Linked DNA regions of Homo sapiens: all the other regions are linked to region 5. Evidence: chromatin contacts called from ENCODE Hi-C or POLR2A ChIA-PET data. All regions are on one chromosome and are shown on one strand. The core of a region is the stretch at or near the end of the contact, and the rest is flanking DNA. Distances in the headings are between cores, read along the strand shown. Region 1 holds the start of TARID (TCF21 antisense RNA inducing promoter demethylation). Region 2 holds the start of EPB41L2 (erythrocyte membrane protein band 4.1 like 2). Region 3 has its middle 100 kb from the start of LINC03002. Region 4 overlaps SGK1 (serum/glucocorticoid regulated kinase 1). Region 5 holds the start of RPS12 (ribosomal protein S12). Region 6 overlaps SGK1 (serum/glucocorticoid regulated kinase 1).

The links. Hi-C counts contacts between places; a loop is a spot of excess contacts on that map. ChIA-PET counts read pairs that join two places held with the same protein, here RNA polymerase II (POLR2A). Pooled maps may share reads with other maps.
Region 1: a map of ovary shows a loop between it and region 5 (4-fold over the local background). The contact joins the promoter of TARID here to the promoter of RPS12 in region 5. A Hi-C loop is called at or near these places in 2 of 168 maps with a recorded cell type or tissue (ovary and prostate gland) and 5 of 50 pooled maps. POLR2A ChIA-PET finds 5 or more read pairs at or near these places in 2 of 52 experiments (MCF 10A and PC-3).
Region 2: a loop to region 5 is called in a pooled map, with 15 times the contacts of the local background. The contact joins the promoter of EPB41L2 here to the promoter of RPS12 in region 5. A Hi-C loop is called at or near these places in 2 of 37 single-sample maps with no recorded cell type and 13 of 50 pooled maps. POLR2A ChIA-PET finds 5 or more read pairs at or near these places in 1 of 52 experiments (RWPE1).
Region 3: a loop to region 5 is called in a pooled map, with 3 times the contacts of the local background. The contact joins the enhancer-like site here to the promoter of RPS12 in region 5. A Hi-C loop is called at or near these places in 2 of 50 pooled maps. POLR2A ChIA-PET finds 5 or more read pairs at or near these places in 2 of 52 experiments (T-cell and activated T-cell).
Region 4: a pooled map shows a loop between it and region 5 (4-fold over the local background). The contact joins the enhancer-like site here to the promoter of RPS12 in region 5. A Hi-C loop is called at or near these places in 1 of 168 maps with a recorded cell type or tissue (naive thymus-derived CD4-positive, alpha-beta T cell), 2 of 37 single-sample maps with no recorded cell type and 8 of 50 pooled maps.
Region 6: a loop to region 5 is called in a map of gastrocnemius medialis, with 4 times the contacts of the local background. The contact joins the enhancer-like site here to the promoter of RPS12 in region 5. A Hi-C loop is called at or near these places in 5 of 168 maps with a recorded cell type or tissue (CD4-positive, alpha-beta memory T cell, CD8-positive, alpha-beta T cell, ascending aorta and 2 more) and 14 of 50 pooled maps. POLR2A ChIA-PET finds 5 or more read pairs at or near these places in 2 of 52 experiments (T-cell and endothelial cell of umbilical vein).

What each region holds. Positions count from the first base shown.
Region 1 is chr6:133,885,994-133,890,384 of GRCh38, forward strand. It overlaps TARID (TCF21 antisense RNA inducing promoter demethylation), which reads right to left and starts at 3,013. Exons shown (of 9, transcript NR_109982.1): 1 at 2,611-3,013. It overlaps TCF21 (transcription factor 21), which reads left to right and starts at 3,120. Exons shown (of 2, transcript NM_003206.4): 1 at 3,120-3,854. The coding sequence starts at 3,405. RefSeq lists an enhancer at 2,668-3,581.
Region 2 is chr6:131,060,039-131,064,804 of GRCh38, forward strand. EPB41L2 (erythrocyte membrane protein band 4.1 like 2) reads right to left here and starts at 3,207. Exons shown (of 20, transcript NM_001431.4): 1 at 3,117-3,207. It overlaps LOC105378004 (a long non-coding RNA gene), which reads left to right and starts at 3,365. Exons shown (of 3, transcript XR_942993.3): 1 at 3,365-3,578. RefSeq lists silencers at 2,664-2,763, 3,104-3,443.
Region 3 is chr6:134,639,287-134,644,137 of GRCh38, forward strand. No RefSeq gene overlaps it. Among named protein-coding and RNA genes, the nearest start is that of LINC03002, 100 kb to the left of the region's middle. Within about 2 kb of position 1,850, at least 11 of the 41 ENCODE cell types and tissues checked have a DNase peak (open chromatin) inside an H3K27ac peak, as active enhancers do.
Region 4 is chr6:134,234,144-134,238,423 of GRCh38, forward strand. All of the region lies in intron 2 of SGK1 (serum/glucocorticoid regulated kinase 1), which reads right to left. Among named protein-coding and RNA genes, the nearest start is that of SGK1, 82 kb to the right of the region's middle. RefSeq lists enhancers at 1,658-1,817, 1,858-2,147, 2,288-2,337. Within about 2 kb of position 1,993, at least 8 of the 41 ENCODE cell types and tissues checked have a DNase peak (open chromatin) inside an H3K27ac peak, as active enhancers do.
Region 5 is chr6:132,812,689-132,817,116 of GRCh38, forward strand. It overlaps RPS12 (ribosomal protein S12), which reads left to right and starts at 1,881. Exons shown (of 6, transcript NM_001016.4): 1 at 1,881-1,925; 2 at 2,044-2,094; 3 at 2,284-2,400; 4 at 3,773-3,875; 5 at 4,272-4,373. The coding sequence starts at 2,081. It overlaps SNORD101 (small nucleolar RNA, C/D box 101), which reads left to right and starts at 2,619; the gene lies at 2,619-2,691. LOC107986644 (a long non-coding RNA gene) reads right to left here and starts at 1,600. Exons shown (of 3, transcript XR_001744345.3): 1 at 605-1,600. It overlaps SNORD100 (small nucleolar RNA, C/D box 100), which reads left to right and starts at 4,114; the gene lies at 4,114-4,189. RefSeq lists enhancers at 347-416, 846-1,592, 1,507-1,786, 2,217-2,346.
Region 6 is chr6:134,167,293-134,172,217 of GRCh38, forward strand. It overlaps SGK1 (serum/glucocorticoid regulated kinase 1), which reads right to left. Exons shown (of 14, transcript NM_001143676.3): 10 at 4,901-4,925; 11 at 4,345-4,440; 12 at 3,731-3,886; 13 at 3,534-3,623; 14 at 1,964-3,143. The coding sequence ends at 2,976. Among named protein-coding and RNA genes, the nearest start is that of SLC2A12, 120 kb to the left of the region's middle. Within about 2 kb of position 3,024, at least 6 of the 41 ENCODE cell types and tissues checked have a DNase peak (open chromatin) inside an H3K27ac peak, as active enhancers do; they include gastrocnemius medialis, where a contact is called at or near this core.

The DNA.
Region 1 (4,391 bases), core at 1,763-4,262, 1.1 Mb after region 5:
GCTAATTAGAAATGAAGAAAAAAGAGAATGGGCAGTTTTGCCAATTTGCCAGCCTGTGTCTCCTGACCAAATGATGAGGAGTAAGAGAAAAGGATTAACATTTAAATTTAAAGGCATATTTTTCCCCTGAGAAAGATTATGTAATGGCATATGAAGTCAGTTCAAAGGAAGCCTATGATGTTTTCCTTCTCATAAAAAAGGAAGCAAATTATTCCATCCAAGTGCAACTGAATCAAATTTGAACTTCCTGTAAATGTATCAGCTGATAAACCAGGATTTAAGTTCAAGGGTACATTCCATGCCTAATCTTCATTTTACAGCTTTCAGAGATAAAATTTCCTTAGCACTAAAATCTTTCAAAGATAGTCTCTCTTGCAAAACAAATTGTTAGAAGTGAGCAGCAAATTGGCCAGATGCCTCTGGGGCATAAATGTTTCTTAAAAGTCAGGTAAGAACTTTTAGAAATGATCTCATACTTTCAAATCACGAGTTTTCTATTTCGTGCTTTGGAACAGAAATGGTCAACTTACCAAAAGGGTTAATACAGCTTCTCAAAAGTGCTTGTCTTCTCACAGAATATAGTTTATATTTTGGGAGAATTTGGCACAGCTTAAGTTACAGCTTAAATGACTTGCTCAGTAGAATCCAACAAGAAGTCATTTCTCCCACCCATTTGTCCCTAAGTGTTTATTAGCAGGGATAGACACAAAATTTTAAAAGAAAAAAAGTATTTTTCATATGAATATTCTCTCTCCAAGACTTCATATCAAGATACATAAGCAACAGTATTCTTCGACTCTTACTCCCAAACTGGAAGCCATCTTTTACAGAATTTTAGAAACACTCCAAAATTTATTATCAGCCCACTAGCCTTTCTCAGCCCAAATGTCTTACTGCAAGATAAATGGACATGGGACTTAATTATTTCTTATATGGCTATGAAGAAAAATAATTGCTAAGCATAAAAACCAGCCTATGACATGAGGCTAGTTTTACATGCTTCCAGAAATTGGTACTTTTAAGTTTCCAACATTGAAAAATATACAGACAACAGAAATCTTTTCAGTGGTACATATTACTATGATTTTTACTATCTCCCCAGACAGCCTGAGCAGTCCATTAACTAAGGTGTAACAGAGACCCAGAGCCAAAAAGAAAAAAAAATGGCTCCAACAAGAAAAATCACAGCTTAATGTATGCAGTAAGGCCATAGTTTGGATTTATAATAATTATCACATTCCAGAGCCCAAATTAATTATTTGTAGTTATTTTGCAGATATCTTAGTAGCTACACACACACACACACACACACACACACATTTCACAAAGTATTGGCCAATGCCCATTTTCACATAGCTCTTTAGTCTAAAAATAACTTTAACTTTCATGTTTTACCAAGACTGAGAAAAGGGAGAGCAAATCAAAGGAAACTAGTTGAGGAATTAGTGAAGAAATTTTTAACAGGCCTGCTGGGTGTTCTCTCACTGCTGTCTTGAACCTCAGATTAAATTATTATACTTTCTGTGTTGTAGTACTGGGTCATTCGTATGTGAAGACAAAGGCAACTTCAACTTGATATTTCTGTCATCCCTGCTGTGGGAAGAGTCCTTTTCCTGGTTTATAACATCAATCATTCTCACAATAAATCTTAGGGTGGATGTGGTCATTTAAATCTCCACCTGCACAAACAACAGAAAATAAGAGAGCTCATAAATCTCTACACTGGTGATTAACAAATTTTGGATCCTCAGCGAAGATATTATGGAAGAGGGGTCGCTAATTCATTAATAAAGACTGATTTGCTGACAACCTGTTTAGTTTACAGCATAGGGGGAAAGCAAACAAGACCCTGCTAGCAAAACAAAACGTTAGAGGTTAGTGAATTCCCAGCTGAGCCTAGGATTAGAGATATGATATCTTAATGTAGGAGAAGCCTTCAGACCCTAAGCCAACCACTCAGAAACCACTCTTACATTTTGCTCCAGCCCCTCAACTTCAATGCCTACCTGCAAGGGAAGAAAACCTGGCAAAGAAATTGTAAGAGAGATTTATGCCTTCAGTCTCCCTGGTTTCATTGCACCAATTTCATCCAATCCCTAGGTTCTGTTTCCCTGTGCTTTTTCTACCTACTTCCCAGGAGACTTTCTTATTCTCTAGGAAAGGTGGTTCGAGCTGGGGTTAAAGATGGAAAAGAACCTTTCTCAAAAGGATAGTCTTGCTTTGTGTTGTGTAATGTCAGCTTCATGTGAGGAACACTGGCACCTAACAGGCTGGAAGAAGACAAAGACAGCAGCATTGAAAGGGACGGTGCATCACAAAAAGTGCCAGGCAAGGTGATGTCTGAGAGCAACAAAGACTCTCAAGGCAATATTAAATGCATTTCTAGAAAAGAAAAAAAAACCGAGGGGAAAGTTTCCATTTATTAGGAAAAGATGATCAACTAACATAATGTTTTCCACACACTCATACTGCCCTCTCATTCCCTACCCACTCCCACTAAGCTGTGTGTGGTTGGGTTTGAGTGTGCAAATCAAGTATGTTTGTGTACACGTAGGCAGTCCTTTGATGTCTTGAAAATGACCAGGTGTAGGTGAAATGTTTTATACTTACTTTTCCATCACCATAAAGATTCTAGGAAGCACTTGTCTTCATTTATCCCGGGGAAGGTGGAAGATCTCGGTAAAGCCTTGGAGTCTTATGAGGTGTTGGCAGGATGCGGTTGATACTCCCTGTATTTTAATTCGTGTTTTCTTGGGAGGAGAGAGGGCATGGAGTGTAGGTGGAAGGCCCAGAAAGAGCCAAACGATCTAGTCGTTTTTCTAAAGTTCTCAGTAACAACCAGTTGTGACGTCTTAAGAGAGAAAGAAGGCCTTTTACAGATGGACAGAACATGCTGCTTCTCGGCCCCGGCCACAGTTGGGAGAAGGTGGCTGGTAAGTACATGATGCAGTTGAGTTGATTTACATTACAAGTTGCAAATCAGGGTCTGTGCATTGAGTTTCCCTCCGGTTGTGAAAGGGGTCTAAGCGCTTTGCTGGGGCCTGGCAGGCCCCTCCCTGGGCTGCAAGGATCCGCCCCTCTATTCCCCAGATAAATTCCTAGTGTCCACCAAATTCCTCAGCGCTCGCTCACCCTCCTCTACGGCCACGACTCTGGGAGTGGGGAAACAGAGAGCCGGTTCCTCTGCTGCAGAAGTCCTCGGGGTTCCTTCTCACAACTCTGCGAAGGGGAAAGGGTTGTGAGACCCAACCAGACCCCAACTCCAGCTCCCAGCAGGAGGTGGCTGCGCCACACTCGGGAGGCCTCTTGGTTTCAGGGTCTCTCTGTCTCTCTCTCACCCTCTTCCTCGCTTTCTCTGTCTCTCTGTCTCTCTCTCTCTCTCTCCCTCGTCCACTCCCCCAAACATGTCCACCGGCTCCCTCAGCGATGTGGAGGACCTTCAAGAGGTGGAGATGTTGGAATGTGACGGGTTGAAAATGGATTCGAACAAGGAATTTGTGACTTCCAACGAGAGCACCGAGGAGAGCTCCAACTGCGAGAATGGGTCTCCCCAGAAGGGCCGCGGCGGCCTGGGCAAGAGGAGGAAGGCGCCCACCAAGAAGAGCCCCCTGAGCGGGGTCAGCCAGGAGGGGAAGCAGGTCCAGCGCAACGCCGCCAACGCGCGAGAGCGGGCCCGCATGCGAGTGCTGAGCAAGGCCTTCTCCAGACTCAAGACCACCCTGCCCTGGGTGCCCCCCGACACCAAGCTCTCCAAGCTGGACACGCTCAGGCTGGCGTCCAGCTACATCGCCCACTTGAGGCAGATCCTGGCTAACGACAAATACGAGAACGGGTACATTCACCCGGTCAACCTGGTGAGTGCTCCCGGGGCTGCAGCTGCAGTCCAGGCGCGCCCGCACTCCCGCCTGCGGTGGGCGCGAGTGCGCGCGGGGCTGGGAGTGGGGGTGTGGGCGCGGCGGTGACTTACACATCTCGACCACCGCGGGCCTAGAGCCTCCAGGGACCGGAGGCGGGCGGTCTAGACACGGCCCTCGCTCTCTGCCCTACCAGCCCCCGGAGCGGGAGTGATTTATGCGAGGGTTTGACGTGGCAGCCCAATTAAAAGTTTGCAAGTGTGTTGAGCTGGCACAGAGGAGGGATCCCCCGCTCCCGCTCCATCGCCATCCTCCCTGGGGTGCAGTGGCTGCTGCGGAACTGAGAACACTGACAAGACGCTGCGAGCGGACAGGCATTTTGTTAATCCTTTTTTCTTCTTTTAGCAGAGAGTGGAACTTGATTTTCCTTTCCTTGTAAATAAAAACACCCAACTCCGTTTCTTTCACAAGCATATTTAGGACCATTGGATAAGGACACATCTATGCCCCCCAAATTGTCCACGTAAGCCCTTAACC
Region 2 (4,766 bases), core at 1,957-4,456, 1.8 Mb before region 5:
ATTCACACTTTTCAATAAAAAGCCCACACATAGCTTTTAAACAGGCTACTTCAGTTCAAAAAAGAAAGAAAAAGGCCCATGTCTTCAGCTGGGATTACAGGCGTGCGCCACCATGCCCGGCTAATTTTTGTATTTTTAGTAGAGACAGAGTAGAAACAGAAACAAAACAAAACCTTCAAAAATATTTAGCATTCTGCTATATAAAATATAAACCCTATATTCCTAAATGAAATGGCAAAGATACAACCTTTGTAGTTCACCAGCCACAGTAATATGAGAGGGGTGATTCAGGGCAGAACCTGATGTTAAACATAACTGTACAATATTACTAATTACAGAGAAATTGTACCAATAAATATTTTGGTTGTGGACTGCTTTGTCATCTTTGCAAGTATTTTTAGTTGAAAGCAAGTGGTTGGGTAGTACACGTGGACATGGTTCTGATTTTTAAATACCTATTTTTACATTCTGGTCACTGGTTAGGTTTTCTAAACTCAATTCCTTAGAACTAGTAATTTGGAAAGGGTAAGCCACAAGAATGTTACGTTAAGAAGCCAAGGATCTAACTAGCTCAGCAACTCAGATCAGCACAAAACTCATTTGGAAACCTCCAAGTGCTAGCATTATCTAATGATGGACCCAGGCAGTCAGTAAATCGTTAAGAACAGGTATGAAAGTGAGCAAACTGCCCTAAAGCTATCTCCTGAAAAACAGCAAGAGATATCTGAACTTCCTTCTTTTATATTTAGATGGTTATTTTTTTGGTGGCCTCTCTTCAGATTCATCCCCTAAATTAAATTTGCTTCTTTCTACTTGGACTTAAATTTCAGATTTGAAATATACACACTTAGTTGCTACAAAATGCTCCCTGGCAGTTTACATTTTTTACAAAAGTTAGGAAAAATTTTACTGAAATTATAGCTTTAACTGATTTTTTAAAATCACTTTTAATCTTTTTTAAGGATCACCATGCAACGTAGATATATGAAGAGTTCGAGGGACGTGGCTCAATTCATCCACGAATTTTCTTTCGAAGGTTTTTGCAAAAAGTGCTCTCAACTACTTGGACTAGTGGTTAAAGATTAAAGAACTGTTATGACTAAGTCTTTCTTACAGAGGGATGTTTTAAAAGGAAAGAAACCGTCCCTTCCCGTTACTCTAAATGAGCAGCCTCTTGTTCTCGGCAGTCTGTCTGCACACAAGACCACTACTGACTTCAGTGGGAATTCTGCCCAAGAAGTGAGGAAGACAGGATAGGATTAAATTAGCGCTAAATCCACACCATTGTTCCAAGCCATTACCACTTGTACAGTTCTCCAATAACCTCCAAAGAATAGATATCTGAAGTTTGATGGTGGTTCTTAAATTGAATTAAAAGAATGACCACTCGAGCTCTGACAGGTGACACAGCATAGCTCTTCAAAAGTTGTGTCAAACTCACAGCCTAACGGATGGAGCCAGTTGGCCCTTATCACAATTCAAGATTGCATTGCAATGCAGCCCCCATCAGTGGCTGCAACAGCCACCCAGTGATTTCTCACAGCAATGAGCCTGCAAAGGGAAACTGAATAGGATTAAGCACTATTCGTTCCCCCACTGAAACCTGTTCAAAGCTTGAGAATTCTAAATCCTAGCCCCTGCAGCATAGAAACTGACTCAGTTTCCCTCAACTGCTAAGTCCAAGGTGAAATCTGACAGAACACCAACTGAAATGCTAATTCTCAACAGCGTTATAAAGAGACCAGATAAATAATGTATTCCGTTGAAAAAAACAATAAAAACGTAGGGTGGGGGAGGAAATAAAGACTGAAAAACTGAGGGGAAAACCGCGAAAGTCGTTTTTTTAAAACAGCTTAAATAACAGTAACAAGAGGAACAAGACGCCTGGCACACACATGCCATTTCAGAGGCAAGAAGTTCAAGAAACTGGGGAAAGATGTGATTCAGAAAAGCGAAAATATAGCCACAGCTCCTCTAGATTCCACCTTCTCTCCCATCCACCCAGGGATCTTAAAATTAAGGGCAGCTGTGGTGTTGATGGGGCAATTCAATGAAAGACTACCCGGGTCCGTAGGGAGGGCTCCATACGCAGACCCCTCCCCAAAATAATAGACTCTAGGCAGTAGTTCTTCTCACCAAACCTCATTTTATTTATACATATATATAAAAAAAAAAACTTGACCTCAGGGGAGGTGAGCGATCTAGAGAAGCATAACTGATGTCCCACCACAGACCTCAGGCTGCTGGGGGCAGCGTCTGCGCCTGGGGATGGCGTCCCCAGACGCCGACTTCAACCCTGTCGCGCTCCTTTAGGTTCTCCTCGCCCTTCCCCGCTGCTCACCTAAAAATGCTCCCAACCCTCGGCCCCCAGGCGCAGGAGGAGAAAAAACAAGCCATCTGTGGTGAGATGGCCTGGGTGTGGGAATTGTAAGGATCGGAGCACGAAACACGCGTCCCTCTCCGCAGCTCCCAGACGGCGCAGGCGGCAGCTGGGGGCGCGGACGCGAGCCTACAGCGGGCCCGACCCGCACCGCGCGTGGGGCTGGCGCGCCGCCCTCGCCCGGCTTCCCGCAGTCCCCACGCGCGCGGCCGGCCCGCGCTTCCCCTCCTAAAACCTTCCTCCTGAAGGGCGACGCCGCGGCCGACCCCCTCCCCGCGGGGGGGATGGAGCCGGATTTTTCCCGCTGTTGCTCCACGGGGCCCGGACGCGTGACCTGAGCCCACGGCACCCCGGGGGGGACGGCGTCCTCCCCGTGCCCCCGCCTTTCCTGGCTCCGCCGGGACGCGGCCCCGGTCCCCCGGAAGAGGGAAGAGGGGGACCGCGGGGAGCAGCGAAGCCGGGATCCGGCCCGGAGCAACAGGACCCGGACCCCCGGGCAAGAATCGGGTCGGGCAGAGACCGGGAAGGAAAGGAGAGAGGGAGCCGCAGAAAATCCCAAAGCCGGGCCCCCTCTCCCCGCCCCCCATCCCGGTGGGACCGTCCCGCCACCGCTTCCTGCCCGGAATCAGCTTCCCAGCTGCAGCCAGAGGAAAAATCTGAGCCGCCCCTGCAACCCCACACTGACCAGTCGCCCGGCCCGTGCAGCCCCGCACGCCTCCTTACCCCGACGCCGTACCTCAGGAGCTCGCTCGCCGCGGGACCCGTCCCTCTTCAGTCCCAGCCGCCGGCAGCCGCGCCTGCCTCCTCCCTCCGCTAGGTTTCAAATTGAAATTCCCTGACTGGGGCCGTCAGAGGACTCTGAGGGCCGGCCCCGCCCCCTCGCGGCGGAAGCCCCTCCCGCGACCCCGCCGGACGAGCCCCCGGCGCGGAAACCCCCGCGGGCGGTCCCGCCCCCGACGCCCAGGCCCCGCCCCTGCGCGGGCGGGGGACCTTTCCCGCGGGATTCGGCAAGCGCGGCCGCGGAGACCCGGGGGTGGAGGACGTCTTTCGCCCTCAGGGCAGCCCGGATGACAGCTAATGCGCCTGGGCAAGGCGTTCTCAACTGCGATTCCCGGCCTTAAATGTCCTCTCAACTTTTAAAAGTTATTTATTCAAAGTGCATTTGCTGACTAAACCTTCACTGAGCGCCTTCCTAGAGGTAAACACTGGAGCAGAGCCTGGAGATGCAGAATAAGGAAAACTGGGTCTCCCTCAGTCTAGAGTGGAAAAAGTGCTTTCACAGGAAGGGCATTGAAAAGGAACCATTTATTCTTCCTGTGGGAGGGACAGGAGGGGTTGGGGAAACCCCGTGGAGGAAAGGCCTCCCCAGAGTAAGTAGGATTTCTCTGGGCAGAGGCCTGGGAATCTGGATTGCAGAGCATGACCACGGGTGAAGAAGAGTCTGGAAAAAACCTAGTTTGGGGCTAAATTGTGGAAAGCCACAAGCACACACACGCTACCCTTCTGGTTCTTTTCTTTTGTACAATGAGGTCAATATGTTTCAGATTCAATATATTTCATCTTTTGAAGGTTTGCACGTCAAGCTGGTGTCAAACAACGTGTCCAGCTCACTGCCTCCAGCATCTGCCTCACACGCACCTCTTATCCCTTTTACTCCTCCCACTTTTATTGAGGTCTTTAGTGATTCCACCACAGCCAAAGTCGTCTCCCTTTCTTTCCTAAACAGAACCTTTTCCAAAATTAACAATGTCAAATGAAACCTCAGTAACAATACCTTCCAGTTAACAAAATACATTCACATATTTTATCATCATTTGATCCTCACAATCACCCTATGAAAAAGGCAGGCACGTTTGAGCTCCATTACATCAAAAAGATTTGGGAAGATAAATTATTTGCCAAGGTCCTTCTAGTAAATAATACAAATAATAATAGTTAAGGTTGATTGTGTGCTTTATGTGCTAGGCATTGTTCTAAGTCCCTTACATGTATTAATTTAATCACAATCCCATATGCTAAGTATACAAGTTAAATTTTATAAGGTGTGCTAAAACAGAGCAGAAATCTGATTAGACAGCAATTCTGGTAAAGGAGACCTGGGAATTTAATGAGAAAATACTATTATTTTCTCATAATAAGAAATATGCAGCAGATTTACAACGAAACTAATGAAACAAACTTCGGGATCTCTCATTTTCACAAGCCTTGAAACTAACTTTATAATTTTGTATTTCATTTTGTGTTTTTTAAAGAGTCCCTAAAGTCATATAAGCTTTTGGGCCCATAAAACATTGAACCACCCTGATGGAGCCCCCTTTAAAATGCTAGTGCAAAATAACATAAATATAGGCATAGTTAATAAAATATAATGCCCTTCTCATAAGAA
Region 3 (4,851 bases), core at 600-3,099, 1.8 Mb after region 5:
TGAAATAGAGATTAAAAATATTGTATTTTCTTGGCACGATTGAAGTTTGGAGGGGTTGAAAGTGAATTTACTTTGAGGCATTAGGTTCTTTGGTATGGGCAACTATGATTCAATTTATTAGAAGGATATTGGTGACCACAACACACCAAATCAATGGAAGTCTGAAGGAGCAGTTCCAGAAGTAGAATAGGAACAAGGAAAGAGACTTTTGGCAGGAACAGTTTCTTCCCTCCTTGTATCTGGGTTGAAAGTCCAGTTGACCAGGCTTAGATCTTAGAAGGCCTTCCCTCCAGATCCTTTCAACAGAAAGAATCTGTCCAGAGGCTACTCTTTACTTTCATTGAGGAAGAACAGATTATCTGAATTTTCTGATCTACTAGAACTCTCCACAATGGGGGAAAAGCAAATCCTCCAAAGGAAATGGAAGATGTTGATAGGAAGTGGAGATGGATGTTGGGTGACCAATATTAACAAAGGTCCCTACGGACAGACTTGTTTCCATATTTGACTCTGCCACTTGCTATACAAATTACTCCACTTTCCCAAGTCTATTGTAAAATGAAGGTAATGGTAAACCCAACTCCACAGGATTGCTATGAAATATAAATATAGCAATGTTTATAAAGTGCCCAGCATAATAACTGTCACATAAGTATGTCTATTAAGTTTCAGTAAATCAAACTTTCCTTTCTTATTTCAGTGATGCCTGTGTTAGGCTTTTCTATATTAGCTCCATGTATATTTACTTATATATTTCTTACATTCATGTGTATTAGTATTTTATTATCAAAGTATGTACTTCCAGAGAAAAAAGATCATGCCTCACTTTAACCAGTGCCATTTGCTTTTGATGATGACAGTGACAATAACAATAATAACAGGGAGGCATTGTCCTAGTAATTAGTTTTAAGTACTTTTTGAGACTTTAAAAATAATCTACATAATATGGTATTTATACACATAGTCAATGGTTATAGTTATGTTTAGCATATAGGTATCCATTTTCTTTTTCATGGTCACGCTGAGGGACCCTGATGACACATAGACCATATTGCCCTTACAAGGCTCTTAATGACAGAATGGTTGGCATAGCCTTACTTTCCTAAATAGTTTGCTGATTCACTTGTTCCATTTTTAGACATCAGCAGATCGGCATTGGTGACATCTGCTAATTATTTGGTTTGACTCGTGACTGGCATGAGACTTCCATCTGCATCAATCAGTAAGACATGATTAGTGTGAGGTTAATACCACCCAATCCATGACCAATTTGTTGTAATGAGAAGCCTTGTTTATTTATCGGTTTTCCCCAGAGGTAATCATTTGTTGGAAACATAGCTGCCAAAAGTCACATTGTCTTCGTATTAATAGCTTATCAACTCTCAAATTGCATTGACCTACCCAATTACATATTTAAGACCTTCTGCACCTCTCTTACGGTTTCCACCTCTCATTTCTACCTGGAAACAGTCTTGGAAGACAGCTGAAGACTGTGCTTCTATGGTTCGTCCTTCCTTGTTTCCCTAGTACAATATTTTGAGACATCCCCTCAAATGGCCCTCTTCTTTCTAAACCATCATCATGTGACAGTCACAGCTTCATTAAGACATGTTAGTTACGCTTCCTGGTTTAATTCAGAGTGAATTAAATCATACTCAATAAACTCACCAAGAGTTTTGTTGGTTTCTTGTGTAATGCTTGGGTAAGATTAGAAAGGCAATGACCTCCAATCATGGTAGTAGCTAATTCCTTGTTTAATACTTTAGGTCAAAGTGAGTGCACATTTCACCATTTTGTGGTCTACCAGAGCAAACACAGAAGAATGCTTTCTGCCCCCTGGTGCTCATTGTCTGCTACTGCAGCAGATGAGTCAGCTGAGATATGTTCCAGACAGAAGCAGAAGGAATTGTGTCTCTACTGCTTATAGCACATGAGCAAAGCCACAACTTTTCAGTGCGTCACATGTCAGATACCTCCTAAATATGCAAGTGTCAGGGAAATGAATGAAGAGGATCTCTCAATTCTGTAACAGGAAGCACCACTGGGGAGAATGGCAGAGGCTCTGGGCTCTGGCTCTTGTTGCTTCATTAGCCTCTCATCTGGGAGCCCTCTGGGGTGCTGGCTGGTCCACCCTGGCCATGTCTGGGTCTCTTGATTATGCCAGGTTATTCCCTGACTCAACACACTGACATGTGCTTCTCTCTCTGCCTAAAAACTTCCTCACCCCCTTCATCTCCTAAATCGTATCTCTCCTTCAGAATGTAGCTGAAGGGCCACCTTCACAGGAAAGTCTCAATCAGGACTTCCTTAAATCTTCTCATACCACCTGATTCTTCTCCTTCAAGGCACCCATTACGATTGTAATTGAATAACTAAATTGTTTAATGAATGTACAATCTGCTAAAATGTAAGCCCCTCTAAGGTCTTATTTACATTTGCATTTCCCATAGGTGTACAACATAATTTTTAAATGAATGAATGAATTCTGAAGCGAAAACATAACATTCTTAAATTTGACAGCCCTTTTGTTTGCAGATAAACCAAAGCCAGGCTTATCCTGGAGTATAATTTCAAAGATAACCAGGGGAAGAAGAGAGGAGAAGATAGGGAAGGGGTGGGACTGAATTGGGTCAAGGTTCTCTTCATTCTGTCTCACCAAGGAATAGTTGTACGCTAATGTAATTAAATGCCAAAACTAGCTTGCAGAAACTTTTCTCTTTTCTCAAAGTTCTCTAAGTTTACAAAGAGTAAGCATGCTTTTCAAATCCTACTTATTTTTTATCCTTTGCCTATAGTATGGATCCACCCTCCAAGACTCTGAAAGTTTTTAATTGTAGTATCTGTGCATGGAACATAAGCTTAATTACTAAGGCAATGCCCATTGCTTTGTAGGGCCACGAACAATGCTTTTCATTACTGGGCATAAAGTACTCTGTTGTTATTTTCTCTATAGCCTTATATTGGAATAAGCAATAATTGTAGTTTATTCTTTACAGATGGAGGCAATAAGCACAGACAGATCTGGAACCCTTGCCTACTGTGACATACAGCCGCAGTAGCAGGCAAGCCTGGGTCAGCTCCAGAGCGGCAATGGAGGGAAATTCCCAGGACTCTGGGTGTCTTGGAAGTTTCCAAGGCCTGCAACTGATCACAGATCCTGGTTTTCCTCCCATTGGCTAAAAAGATAATAAATACAAGTTACAGCTTGACTACTGTCTGAAAAAATCTTGTAATGGTTAATGGAAGAAAGAAGAGAAAGTCCAGATGTTTGTTTTTTTTCCCTGCTTAGTGTGAGTTGAATGCTAACTTGAGACTAGGTCTAAAGTAGATCAGAAAATGCTTTCTCTTTATAAGTCAATTCATACCAGAAAAAATATAGGACACAGACAATGCCCAATAGTTACACTGGGACATGGAAATGGAGAGGAAGGGGAGTAACACTTGTGGGGTTGATATTATCATTTCATCATCTATCTGAAATATCGCACAAGGGAGGGAAAACTGAAACAGTAAAAGCCACATACAGATTCCACTGTTTTTAACATTACATTTGTTTCTCATTCATTTAACTTTCAATAAATATTTATTGAAAACTCGCAATATACTAAGCTTTGAAAACACAACAAAGAATAAAATGAAGCCCTTGGTCTTTTGGACTTTACTTTTCATGGGCAGGGTACAGATAGAGAACAAGGCGGAATAATGTTCAAGTAAATAAGCCAGGTAATTTCAAACACTAATAAGCGTTACAATCATGATAAAGCAGGGCGATGTGATTGAGAGTGGCTGGAGGTGAGGGTTTGTTTTAGATCTGTGCTGTCCAATACAGTTGCCACTAGCCATATGTGCCTCCTGAGTATTTGAAATGTGTCCAGTCCATGTTGAGATGTGCTGTAAGAGATGAACTGAATTTCAAAAACTTAGTATGAGAAAAAGAATAGAAAATTATCTCATTAACATTTTTATACTAATCGTTGAAAATATCTTAGATATACTGGATTAAATAAAAATATCATGAAGAAGGATTTAACCTCTTTTTATGTGCTTTCACTGTGGCTACTTGAGCATCTAAAATTGCACTCACACTTGTTCTTTACCTTTTTGTACTGAGCAGCACTATGGATGGATAGTGTCGTCAGGGTGGGCCACCCAGCCTCTTAAGAAGATGATAATACACTTAGGAGGAACTGGGCATGCAAAGGTCTCAGGGCAGAGTAGTGCAGGCAAGGAGAACAGCAATTGCGAAGAACCTGAGGTGGGAACCAGCTTGGTGAGTTGGAAAAGAAAGAAAGCCAGTATGCCTGGAGAGAAGGCCAGGAGACAAGGAGGTCAAAAATAAGGTAAACCCCCGAGACCAAGGCTTGCTCATGCAGGGCTTTGTAAATGAGAGTAAAAAGTTTAATACAAGGCTGGTCACAGTGGCTTGCACCTGTAATGCCAGCACTTTGGGAGGTTGAGGCAGGAGCATCACTTGAGGCCAGGAGTTCAAGACCAGCCTGGCCAACATGGCAAAACCCCGTCTCTGCTAAAAATACAAAAATTAGCCAGGTGTAGTGGCACACTGCATGCCTGTAATCCCAGCTACTCGGGAGACTGAGGCAGGAGAATCGCTTGAACCCGGGAGGTGGAAGTTGCAGTGAGTGGAGATTGCACCCCTGCCCTCCAGCCTGGGAGACAGAACAAGACTTCACCTCAAAAAAAAAAGTTAAACACAGGCTTTCCATAAAATATTGAATATTAGAGCAGATTTGCTCCTGTGTAATTTCCCAGGAACTGTTCCATAATATTAATATTCAGCATGAAACCCTGGTTTAAAAATGCAAAGAAACCCATTCAGCTTAGAATAGCTCC
Region 4 (4,280 bases), core at 743-3,242, 1.4 Mb after region 5:
GATTCCATCACTCTAGGAGGCCGAGGCAGGCAGATCACCTGAGTGATCAGAAGTTCAAGATTAGCCTGGCCAACATGGTGAAACCCCATCTCTACTAAAAATACAAAAAATTAGCCTGGTGTGGTGGCATGTGCCTGTAATCCCAACTACTCAGGAGGCTGAGGCAGGAGAATCGCTTGAACCCCAGAGACAGAGGCTGCAGTGAGCCAAGATCGTGCCACTGCACTCCAGCCTGGGCAAGAGAGCAAGGCTCTATTTCAAAAAAGAGAAAATAAAATACAAATAAAAAACCAATACATTTCTAGCTTGTAACTAGAAGGAGAGACAAAAAGACCAACTTAAAAATAGTAAGTGTAATGAGAGTATGATGTGAAGGAGCTGTTAAGTGATCTCAAATTAATGGTGCTCAGAAATGTGAACTTCTGGAATTCACGTTTAAAGACTAATTGGAGGGCCGGGTGTGGTGGCTCATGCCTGTAATCCCAGTATTTGGGAGGCCGGGGCGGGTGGATCACCTGAGGTCAAGAGTTTGAGACCAGTCTGGCCAACATGGTGAAACCCCATCTCCACTAAAAATACAAAATTAGCCAGGTGTGGTGATGCATGCCTGTAATCCCAGCTACTCAGGAGGCTGAGGCAGGAGAATGGCTTGAACCTGGGAGGTGGAGGTTGCAGTGAGTTGAGATTGCGCCATTGCACTCCATTCTGGGCAACAAGAGTGAAACTCCATCTTATAAATAGATAAATAAATAAGACTAATTGGAAAACTTGGAAATTATTTAGAAGACAGCTCCAAGGATGGCAAAATGAGTCAAGTATTGGAAAAAAAGACCAATGAGGAGAGGCAAACAAGACATAATTAATTTTCTTGAAGAGAAGACCAAATGACAATTGAAGAAGACAGTCTATGAATTTATAGAGAGCTTTATATACAGACAGGGTTGGTTATCATCGCTGAGTATAAAACAAGGGAAACAGGCTTGGTGTGTAGCATAATGGCTTTGTTCGACACAGTAAAGCTAACTAAATGTCAAAATAAGATGCAGGTGGAGGTTGAGCAGTCTTTTCTAAAGCCATGAATAATAAGATAGCAGCTTCTTTGTATGGCTCTGACTGAAGGTGAGAGATGTGCTATGTAAGCTTTCACATCGCTTCCAGGGCTAAGATTCAGGTCCTTGGGGAATATCTTCCTGAATTCAGGGAGTTAATGCCAACTCTGAAATCAAATTACTGGAACATAGTAAAGAAAGCGGGGGGAGGAAGCAACTAGAATCAAGATGAAAATGTAACTTCAAACCCTGTTTAGAAAAAAATAATGAGATTACTTTAAAATAATAAAATTTATTATTAAAAATTTAGAGAAGTTTTGACAAGGAGGAAGTGGAAAAAATAGATATTTTTATTTATTTATTTATTTATTTATTTATTTATTTATTTATTTATTTTTGAGACAGTTTCCCTCCTGTTGCCCAGGCTGCAGGGCAATGGCACGAGCTCGGCTCACTGCAACCTCCACCTCCAGGGTTCAAGTGATTCTCCTGCCTCAGCCTCTCGAGTAGCTGGGACTACAGGCATGCACCACCATGCCTGGCTAATTTTTTTTGTATTTTTGGTAGAGAAGGGGTTTCACCATTTTGGCCAGGCTGGTCTCAAACTCCTGACCTCAGGTGATCCTCTCTCCTCGGTCTCCCAAAGTGCTGGGATTATAGGTGTGAGCCGCCGCACCTGGCCATAGATATTTTAGATAAGGAACAAGATCAAGCATTAAACTGTGAACAAGGTATTTCTAATTAACTAATTTTTTTTTTCAAACACAGCCTTAGGAAACGTGACTCCAACCATGGAGAGTTTAGGTCAGCCCTGATTTTGAGGCCACATGCTCCATCCTCACAGGTGGGTGAGGTCCCTTAGTTGGTATTGTTTGATGATTCTATTAGTTCTTGACTTTTCTGTATATATTTTAATGTACAGTAAAGGGATTGTAGTATTGGCAGGTTTGTCCCAAAATAGACTGTGAGTCAGTTATGAAGGAGGGGGATTCCAGGAACTAGAATTTAAGAGTGAGGAAGTTAAACACAAATTTACATATGACTCAGTACTAACACATTTTACATAATATTGGGTACTTTCTCTTCCTGTAATTGCCTCTATGCTTCATTTGTTGTTTTCACCAATAGCCCTAAATAAGTGGTTTTAAAAAACATTAAGGGAGGCTGGTAGATCACGCCTGTAAGCACTTTTGGGAAGCTGAGGTGGGCGAATTGCTTGAGCCCAGGAGTTCAAGACCAGCCTGGGCAAGATGGCGAAACTCCGTCTCTACAAAAAATACAAAAATTAGCTGGGCATGGTGACACGTGCCTGTAGCCCCAGCTACTTGGGAGGCTGAGATGGGAGGATCACCTGAGTCTTTGAGGTTGAGGCTGCAAAGAACAACAATCTCCCCACTGCACTCCAGCCTGGATGACAGACCGAGACTCTATCTCAAAAATAAATAAGTAAATAATGAATTTTAAACACACACACACACAGACCCACACACAACCATTAAGGGATGACTAATTTGGGGTGTCTTGCCAGCAATTCAAATGTCTAAAATAGCCTTATTCTAGCATTGAATGTTAAAGCCTTTTTCTTTAGACAGACTAATTGCAGAATGAAATGGTTTGCTACCTGTTGAGCTCCAATTCTCCCCTTCTCAAAAAATCAAGAGGCTATGAACTCGCAAGTGTTAATGGGATTCAGATAGAAGCCATCACTGCTATTTTAAATTTTCCTGTGTCTCCCACTAACATTATATCCAAACATCAAAACATCCACAACAATCATCCCCAAGGTTGCTGCTGTATTATTTATAAATGAACACATTGTTGGGTGAATACATTCCACTTTTGAAATTAATTTTCTTTTTCTTTTTCTTTTTTTTTTTTTTGAGATGGGGTCTCACTCCGTCACCCAGTTTGGAATGCAGTGGCGCGATCTCAGCTCACTGCAACCTCTGCCTCTGGGGCTCAAGCGATCCTCCTACCTTAGCCTCCCAAACAGCTAGGACTGCTGGCACATGCCACCATGCCCGGCTAATTTTTTTGCATTTTTGGTAGAGACAGGATTTCACCATGTTGCCCAGGCTGGTCTCAAACTCCTGAGCCCAGGTGATCTACCCACTCTGGCCTCCCAACGTGCTAAGATTACAGTCATGAGCCACTGTGCCTGGCCTGAAATTAATTTTCACTGGTTTATTTTCATAAAATAACGCTGGACACAGTGGCTCATGCCTGTAATCCCAGCACTTTGGGAGGCCAAGGCAGGCAGATCACTTGAGGTCAGGAGTTTGAGACCAGCCTGGCCAACATGGTGAAACCCCATCTTTATGAAAAATACAAAAAATTAGCCAGGCGTGGTGGCATGCGCCTGTGATCCCAGCTACTCAGGAGGCAGAGGGAGGAGAATCGCTTGAACCCGGGAAGGCAGAGGTTGCAGTGAGCCAAGATCGTGCCACTGCACTCCAGCCTGAGTGACAGTGAGGCTCTGTCTGAAAAACTAATAAATAAATAATATTTTCATAAAATAAACTCAATTTCAGTTACATACAGTTTTTTAGGAAAGTGCTTTTCTTTTGTAGCTTTGTTTTTTCCGTCCTATTGCATAGTCTGGCTTCACTGAAATAGCTTTCCACCAAAATATTCTCTTCTCTCAAGCAATAGTATACTGAAGAGAACAAGTAAGTTATTTATTTGCAAGCCCATAGGATTTAAATTAGAATAAACTTGTCCTTGAGAATAATATACTCTAAATAATTCATATGAGTCACAAAATTTTATACCAGAAAAAGTGTGTAAAAAACATCTTATTCCCCAATATTATGATTCCCTCAGTTTGTATGACTTAATAATTCTTTTTTTAGAGTATAATTGTTCCAGAGTTCAGAAATTTTTAAAAGAGATTATCTGTATCTCTGGGAAAAGATTGACTTCCAGCTGGAAAGATAATCTTTTCTTCCATTTTCCCACCTTTTGCATCAGAAAAGTAAACAACCGATTTCCTGACTAAATACACCTGGATTATTTCTCAAGAGAGCAAGAAATGGGTTGATTTATGCATTAGAAAAGTGACCATAAGGTCGTGGAGAATCAATGACTTTAGATGTAGGAAGGATCTTGGAAATCTAGTTCAACTCCCTCATAAATGACAAGGATTAGATATAAAAAGTGCTTTTAAGAGGCCTATTAGCATCAGGAATGAGGTAAGTCCCTTTTCAGCATTAATTACAGTAACTGCTGTAT
Region 5 (4,428 bases), core at 631-3,130:
TAGATAATGAGAAATGCGCTGAAAGACTATTTGCCACATTCTCTTTCAAAAATACAAACGTGTTAATTATAACCTCCAAAAAAGGCAAGAAGGATTTCATGCCTTTGCCCCTACACTTTCATCCATTTAGAATACCCTCCTCTCCTTCCATGCTCACCGATTTGGAATCTCTTAGTTTTTGTTTTGAGCCTGTTTCGAATGCTGCCAGAAGCCTGAGGTCCTCTTACCTTTTCACACCATCCCCACTCCCTAACCCCCTGCCACTTTGTATCTCCTCTGTGGCCCTGAGGTATTCTGATTTTTGTCTAAAATCTTAATCCCACCACAAACAAACCAGGGCTACAGGAATGAATCATCTTTATAAATTCCTCGTTTTTTTTTTTTTTTTAAATCAAAAGCTCAATAAACATTTGCATGAGTTACTGACAGAGAAGCAGCTTCAACGCTTTAAAAATGAAACTGAAACCAGCGGAAAATCTAAAACTGAACTCTATCAGTAAACTGAACTCTATCAGTTTATTAACATTACAGCAGGTCTCTGTTCTGGTGAACTCCCTGGTGCTCTTACTGCGTTACCCATTTTTGTTTTTTTCGCTGCACTCACCAGTCTAACAGTATCTGCCCACTGGATTCACAGCGCTGGCACGTGCCAAGCGCCTAATAATTGCTCACTGGTTTGGCGGCTGACTACCCAGGAGAGGAAATTAAACACAAAGGCAGTATTGATCATATTCAGTAGTGTTTCGTGCGTTTGGTTTGGAAGTGGGGATTGGGGAATGGCCAATCACTTCCAAATTTAAAATATTGCTTCCTGGAAGAAAATGGACTCCTCAAAGACTGGATATTTCATGTCTGTAGTCCCAGGACCTGGCCCTGCGTCAGGCACATTGTAGGTGTTGAAAATGCACCTGAGGAATTCTGAGTTGCGCGGAACTGTGTATTCCGAGCACAACGCGTCGTTAAAAACCAAACAAAGCAGAACAAACTTCGTTCAGAAGCGACTCCCGCTATACTTAGAAACTAGAATTGACCCCTGGCTGCAGGGTTCCGCTTTACCAACACACCGCAGGGAAAGGGCTTAGAAATAGTGAAAGCGGCCGGGGGCGGCGGGTCACGCCTCTAATCCCAGCATTTTGGGAGGCCGAGGCGGGTGGATCCCCTGAGGTCAGGAGTTCGAGACCAGCCTGGCCAACATGGTGAAATCCCGTCTTTACTAAAAATACAAAAAATTAGCCAGGGTGGTGGCAGGCGCCTGCAATCCCGGCTACTCGGGAGGCTGAGGCAGGAGAATCGCTTGAAACCGGGAGCCGGAGGTCGCAGTAAGCTGAGATCGCGCCATTGCACTCCAGCCTGGAAGAGTGAAAGCATGTAGGCTCTCGTTTCATGAAGACAAAGATGAGGATCACACCCACAACGACACAAACATGGTCTCTCAGGGTGACTTAGAAGCGAAGGAACAAAGTGCGCTGCCTGGGGAGGCTGGGTCTTGTAGAAGCAACAGGAAAGTAGAACGTGGTGTGGAAAGGGTTAAAACTGGCGCTCGGCGGGATACAGGGCTCTAGGTGCCTTAAAGAACACGCGGACACACTTGTTTGGCTTCTGTCGCGCTCCGTAGAATGAGTTCCCTGGGCCTCGGTGGGCCACGCCTCCGCAAAGAAGGACAACGCGAAGCTGCCCGCGTAGTGCCTGTTGCACTCGCCAAGGACCGGCCTGGCAGAGATAGAAAACTCGCAGTACGTTTGCCTCAGAACCGCCTCAATCCGGAAACAGAAACTCCCCAGGCCCGGCACTGCGGGAGCCACCTCTTTCGAGGGTGGGAGTGCACATGCGCACAGGGGACCTGAAAAACCCTTAAATACCGGCATGCGTGCGGATGAGGCCTCTTTCCCTGCCGCCGCCGAGTCGCGCGGAGGCGGAGGCTTGGGGTAAGTTGAGCGAGGCGGCAGGGGGGTGTATTGGTTATAATTTGTGGCTCGTTGCGTTCTTGCTGGGATTCGTGACGAGTATCTGGTTCTTTAACAAGTCAATGCTTTTGTTTTTTAGTGCGTTCAAGATTCAACTTCACCCGTAACCCACCGCCATGGCCGAGGAAGGGTGAGCCCAGGGGCCGGGGTTGGAGTTGGGGTCGGGGTGCGGCTGAGGCGTGGGGCTAGAGCTGGCGGAACAGGACTGGGTCAAACGGGTCGCCGTAAGCGCGTCTGTTGTACACTTAGCTTTTGCTGAGTGCAAGGCCTTATGTGGTGTGAGGATTTTAACTGATGGTTCTGATGTGTCGCGTTTAAGCATTGCTGCTGGAGGTGTAATGGACGTTAATACTGCTTTACAAGAGGTTCTGAAGACTGCCCTCATCCACGATGGCCTAGCACGTGGAATTCGCGAAGCTGCCAAAGCCTTAGACAAGTACGTGTATCAGTCTCAATACTGTGGGTTCTTGCAACCGGAACAAAACTGCCACCCAAGGGAAGAAGGCATGGAGTTCATGGTGTTAGCGCAAAAGTTCTGAATGGCATCCGTCCTACCGGAAACCTAGGAAAAGGTATCAGAACTCAGATCTATAAAGCCCACTTAAAATGTGTGGGTTGCTGTTTGGAATGGGGATAAGCACTCAAAACTACAGTGTTTGAATGATGACTTTAATTGTCGGATACCCCTTCACTCCTTTTATGAGTGAAACATAAGAGTCTGACAAACCTGTAGGTTGTGGAGCTAGTCAGTCTTATACTTATCTGGCAGATAGATGAGATGGAGAGCCACATTACATCTGGTAGTTTGCAAAACAAGCATTAATTTAATGGAATTTCAAACTCAGGTTTCAGAAGCATTTGGTCCTAGATGAATTTAGTAGTATAATAGCTGTGATTTATTTGAATTTGGGATATTTGTTAATGTATTTGAATGGATCGAGTTAATGTGTTTTTTAGGGTGGTGGCATTGACAAATCAACCTACTCTTGAGCTGAATTTAAATGCAGTTTTAAGGTTTTACAGGACAAGTTCGTTTTGGTGTAATCTAGCCAGTTCAATCCGATGGAAACGGCATTATTGTTTAATGTATTTAGTAGGTCCTAGTATGAGTCTTCTGTATTTCTATTTCGGCATTATTGCATGGCATTTCATAACTGTTCCATTAATGCCACAGTCTTTTTTTTTTCTTTTTTCTTTTTTTTTTTTGAGACAAAGAGTCTTGCTCTGTCCCCCAGGCTGGAGTGCAGTGGCGCGATCTCATTGCAACCTCTACCTACCAGGTTCAAGCGATTCTTCTGCCTCCCGAGTAGATGGAATTACAGGCACACGCCACCATGCCCAGCTAGTTTTTGTACTTTCAGTAGAAACGGGGTTTCGCCATGTTGGTCTCTGGCTGGTCTGGTACTCCTGACCTCGGGTCATCTGCCCCCCTCGTCTTCCCAAAGTGCTGGGATTACAGGAGTGAGCCATCGTGCCCGGCCTTTCACATGTTTCTTTAGGTATATGAAGCTGGCTTACAAGAAAGCTATTATGGTTGGGTTTTGGCCAGAAGTTTTAAAAATGACTTACACCAATTCAGTGTGTCAGGGACAGAGGTTTTACTGAAGACCAGTTGTAGGTTAATTGAAGATGTATATGCTCCCTAGCAGGTTCTTCAGACTCAAGCAATTTTGTACGCATTTATGTGTTCAGTGGATTGGCTGCTTATGTTTCGCAAGTGTTAGTGCAAAGATAACCCTCCTAAAATGCAAGAATGATGGATTTGGATCTGAGTTTTAGCTCCATTTTCATTGTAATTTGAATTTCAGGCGCCAAGCCCATCTTTGTGTGCTTGCATCCAACTGTGATGAGCCTATGTATGTCAAGTTGGTGGAGGCCCTTTGTGCTGAACACCAAATCAACCTAATTAAGGTAAGGCTGCTAAGGATTGTGTTGGGACTAATGTTCAGTGATGCTTGTATATGGGGGTAAATTCTGTGAAGTCTCAAGCTGTTCATTTTGTGCAGGTGTAAACATTACGTGCACCTGATACTGTCGGCCATTTTAAAGATGATTGTAGGTAGAAGCATTTTATACCTGCAGAATTGAATCCTAATTTTGACGTTGGTATACAACAAAGATTAGTAGCAGGCTTGTAGGTGATCTTAGTGCTGTACATGATGACAACTGGCTCCCTCTACTGAACTGCCATGAGGAAACTGCCATGTCACCCTTCTGATTACAGCCACCTTTTGGGTTTCATTTAATTTTGGTAGTGTTAATGTCTATTAATGTGATTTTTTTTTTTTTTAACCTTTCTCCCAATAGGTTGATGACAACAAGAAACTAGGAGAATGGGTAGGCCTTTGTAAAATTGACAGAGAGGGGAAACCCCGTAAAGTGGTTGGTTGCAGTTGTGTAGTAGTTAAGGTAAGTCACCGTTTATTCTAGGGATGAAGGTTATGCTGGGTAATCATATAAAACC
Region 6 (4,925 bases), core at 1,774-4,273, 1.4 Mb after region 5:
ATTGAGAATGAGAATGAGGGGGAATATGCAATGAGTCTCTATGTTAGAGCCGGCATCAATCTTTAATAGGAAAATACATGCTTTTTTTTTGTTTTGTTTTTTGAGACAGAGTCTTGCTCTGTCGCCCAGGCTGGAGTGCAGTGGTGCGATCTCGGCTCACTGCAAGCTCCGCCTCCCTGGTTCACGCCATTCTCCTGCCTCAGCCTCCCGAGTAGCTGGGACTACAGGCGCCCACCACCACGCCCGGCTAATTTTTTTGTATTTTTAGTAGAGACGGGGTTTCACCATGTTAGCCAGGATGGTCTCGATCTCCTGACCTCGTGATCTGCCCGCCTCGGCCTCCCAAAGTGCTGGGATTACAAGCGTGAGCCACCGTGCCTGGCCTTGCTTTGGACTCTTTATTTGTCAACTGGGCCCGGTAGGGAATTGAACACGTAGCTAATGCCTGTAGAGCAGTAAGTCAACAGCAGAGCATGACCGGTGGCCCACCTTGAGCAAAAAGCTATCGACTCGTTTTCATCTTCTTCCTTCATTAGATCATGAGGGAGAAGAACTCGGTTATCTCTGAACACCTGTTTGGCCCTTGGAAACCTTGTGGGGTAGGAGAGGGGGACTGAGGCAAAGTGAGGTGAGACCCAAGAGCAAGGATAAGAGGAAAAAAGCTCACAGCTTTCCCTTGGGGAAATCCCTGTGCGAACTGGAAGGTCAGGGTAGCGGGGGTGCAGCAGGCCTACAGGGTGCTTTTGCAATTAAGGCAGCAGCAACATCAACTGTTTGGGGATTCCCTGATTATTTGTTAAGTATTTGTGTGGAAGACCTAGAAGAGTGAAAAAGTCCAAACCTTTGGACTCAAGATCTCCAAGGATGGTGCCACCTCGCTTTCTCCCACAGGTAATATCACAGTGGGGTGAGCTCTAGGAGTGGGCTCTGCCACACAGCCCCAGAGCCTGCTGGGCCCTTAGGGTGCTAGGTAGACACTGGCTCAAGAAGCTTCAGTCCAAGCTAGGGATGAGCTCCTTCAGGGTCCCTTTACTGAGCTCACTCTAGACCTGGGTCAACTCCAGGTACTCTCAGAAACCAGATGTCCCAGCCAGGTCAGCTTTTTGGGAACATATCCACTTATTTAAAACATTCTCCCCAGCACTTAGGGAAGCCGAGGCAGACAGATCACTTGAGGCCAGGGATTCGAGACCAGCCTGGCCCACATGGTGAAATCCCATCTCTACTAAAATACAAAAATTAGCCAGGCATGGTGGTGCATGCCTGTAGTCCCAGCTACTCAGGAGGCTGAGATGGGGGGATCACATGAACCCAGGAGGCGGAGGCTGCAGTGAACCAAGATCACACCACTGCACTCCAGCCTGGGCGACAGAGTAAGACCGTGTCTCAAAAAAAAAAAAAAAAAAAAAAAAAATTCTCACCCTCTTGTGTGGCATTCTCCTAAACTTCACAGACTATTTCTCAATTTCCATCTCAACTAACTGCTTTAGGTCGGCCTTCTTCATCAGGCTCTGGAAGGGCGAAGTTGTCTGCTTTGTCCACTACGATATCCTGAGCACTCGCAATAGAGCCCAGAGTAGGCTTTCAAATATTTCTGGAAAGAATTACCTGTAACTGAAGACAAGCCAAATGTCAGGACAAATAGTCCAACTTCACAGGACAGGCAATAAATACAGGAAGCATTACTTCATAGCAATCCTTGCAAGATGAGTAAATTGCAAAGGATTTCCTTGGATGGATTTATGAATGACAGACACCATAAAATGCTGCTAAAAAGGCCTGGAACGTAGGTTGGCTTTAAGACCATCCTATACTCCCCTGGAGTCAGAAACCACTGCTGTTGGGAGCAAACCACTAAGCAGGAAATTACAGCAGGATTTTCATGGTTTTCAATTTTAAACTAACCCATGATTACCCCCTTAACCAAAATATACAAAATAACACATGACACAATATATGTAAATATTTTTCAAGGTTTTATTGCAAACCAAAATCAGTTTATCACACACAAAAAAAGTTGTGTGATGGGATGAGGGAAGGATTGTACGTATTATAACCATGTTAATTACAGTACATTAAAATGGTGGTTTACATTACAAATAAGCCTGTAAGTTTAAATATACTAGTGTTATAACCCAATGTACAGACGTTCTTTATACAATACATACAATTATCAGGAATGCAAAAAAAAAAACATAAATAATGCCCATTTTACAGGTGACATTTTAAACAATGAAAAACACCAACGGCTCTGACTGACAACTGGGGCATTGGTCCATAAAAACCCTTTCTAAAAATAGAAATATTTGTAGCAGCAATGCTTTCTTTAAGCATCTGAATACGAGTCATTGCAAGACCATTTCAATAAATTTTAGTTATTAACCGTATCTTACAAAAAAGTCTACACATAAATTTATCTTCCAAATATGGAAGAAACAAACAATGTCCCACGTTGTAGTGTCCTGCAAGTGTCACATTGATGCTTATAACAAAATCCATCTGTGATCAGGCATACCACACTCACACGACGGTTCACACAGCATATCCACAAGGGAAAATAAAGAACTGAAACACTGCGATAGGAAAAGCTTTGGAGCTAACACAATCTCTTCAGAAAAGGCACATTTCATAATATTCGTCATCACAGCCCAGACAGATCTGCAGGAGACCTTTTTTAGAACAGCGTCCGCTTTCTAACGAAACTCCTGCCTCCGTCTAAGGCGGCACTCTAACGCTCGTTTCAGAGATAGCACCACGTTGGAAGGAAGAATAAAAATGAAAACCTCATGAGCTCACTGAGGAGAATGTGCTCTTCAAAAAGCTTCCAGCGAACAGTGTGCAATAAGATTGCTAAGCTTCCAGAGATGTGCAAATTCTCTTGTAAGATGTCCTGTCAGCTGGCGGCTCCACCAAAAGGCTAACTAAAACATTCGGAAACACACATAAAATCCTTTAAAACCAAGCCCTAACAGGGTTCAGAGGAAAGAGTCCGTGGGAGGCGCATAGGAAAAGCCTAGGAAAGCCTCGGCAGCTTCCTTGACGCTGGCTGTGACGAGGACGCTGTCAGGGGACTTGCCAATGGAGTTGGGGACAGGCTCTTCGGTAAACTCGGGGTCAAAGTGCCGTAGGTCGTTGGGCCCACTCTGTGACGGGAAGGGAAAAACACTCTTGTCAAGAACTCACACTAGACACAGGACAGGGAAATCTTGACCAGGCTTTAAATACCAAGTTTAAGTCTTATATCAACTTCCATAATCACCCACTTCAAGCACAAAATCTCAAAAGGCTACACACAGTTAAACATAAGAATAATGTTCACTTGTTGCCTTTTGGTGCTTCGAATTGATAAATGTGTCTAAAAATTATGGGAGCCTTGTTGGGACACAAAAATGTGCTTTTTATGTAGGTAAAATAACAGGTTTATGGAGAAAACATCTGCCAATGTATTCCTTCCAACCCTCCCCCAGACAATTCTGAATTAAAATAAATGCCCTTTGGGCTTCTCTATACTTAGAAGAGAGACAGATACTCACCACATTTGGGTTAAAAGGGGGAGTAATCTTCTTATTAATGAGATCATCCCAGTTAATTAAGGAGAAGAAGACATGACTCTTAATCTCCATCTGTTGATAAGAAACCCAAGATTAATTTAGACAGGTGCATTCAATAAGGGCAGGGAGGTCTAGTGCACGTCCCGGCCGGCCCAGGAGGACAGGAAAACATCACTCACGAAGTCATCCTTGGCCCCGAGCCGCTTTGTCCTGTCCTTCTGCAGGAGGCCCTCCAGGAGGTGTCTTGCGGAATTTGTAATATTTGGTTTCAGCTGGAGAGGCTTGTTCAGAATGTTGTCGTACATTTCAGCTGTGTTTCGGCTATAAAAAGGCGGCTGAAAGAAGGGGAAAATTACTTTAGACTTAATTGGAAGTTTCATATGGCACACATTACCAGTAGAGAAAAAGATATAAACGGCAATAAATATTAGGCTCGATTTGAGAAACTCTCCCCACCTCAATGCTTTCTTTTCCCTTGCTATTTAAGTGTCTACTTTGCAACCCGTGTGTGTGTTTGTGTGTGTGTGTGTGGAGGGTGAGGGGGTAGATGTTAATAAGTGGTAGTTTTTCACCACCACACAGGTTCAATGTGGTCCTATCTAGTAAAATGTGAAATGCACAAAAGAACCAGGTAAGTGATTATTCTTATGAACTATAAAATAACCAATATGCCTCTTAGCTGCTTTTGATAAGCGTACTGGTAAGGGCAAGACACCATGGCCAAGCATGGGCTGTGTGAAGGCAATATTGTAGGGAGCAGGCAGTGTTCCATGGTTCCCAATGTGCCACTCACCAGGCCATACAGCATCTCATACAAGACAGCTCCCAGGCACCACCAGTCCACAGTCCTGTCATAAGGCTGCTTATGAAGCACCTCAGGTGCGAGATACTGAAAAACAGACCAGGGAAACAGCGTTTAGAACCTGCGAAAGCAAGCAATCCCACGACCACACATTTAGTTTGAAAAAGCTGAGAGACCCAGAGCCAGCTTGGAAGATAGATATCTTTAGATTCCTTCCTGATAAAACTGCTGGACTTTTTGAGGGTGACTGGCTACCTATGTGTACTGACATTTAGGAAACTGCTGGGCACTTGATATCTCTTACTTAGGGATTTAGAAAGTTTTTATGATGCAGATCTTACTTACAAACAGCTACTTTTCAGTAAAGGAACAGAAGGACTTGGGATTTCTCATGCTACATCAAACAGCAAATGTATTTTATTTGCACTGAACTGTATTAAGAAGTCTCTGAGAGGAGTTTACTCTTTTTGGTAGTTAAGTGCATGATTGTACATCTCTCTCTTGGAAGGCGGGGGTAAACCAGGCACCAAACCAAGACAGCGCCTACCTCCGGCGTGCCACAGAAGGTGGAT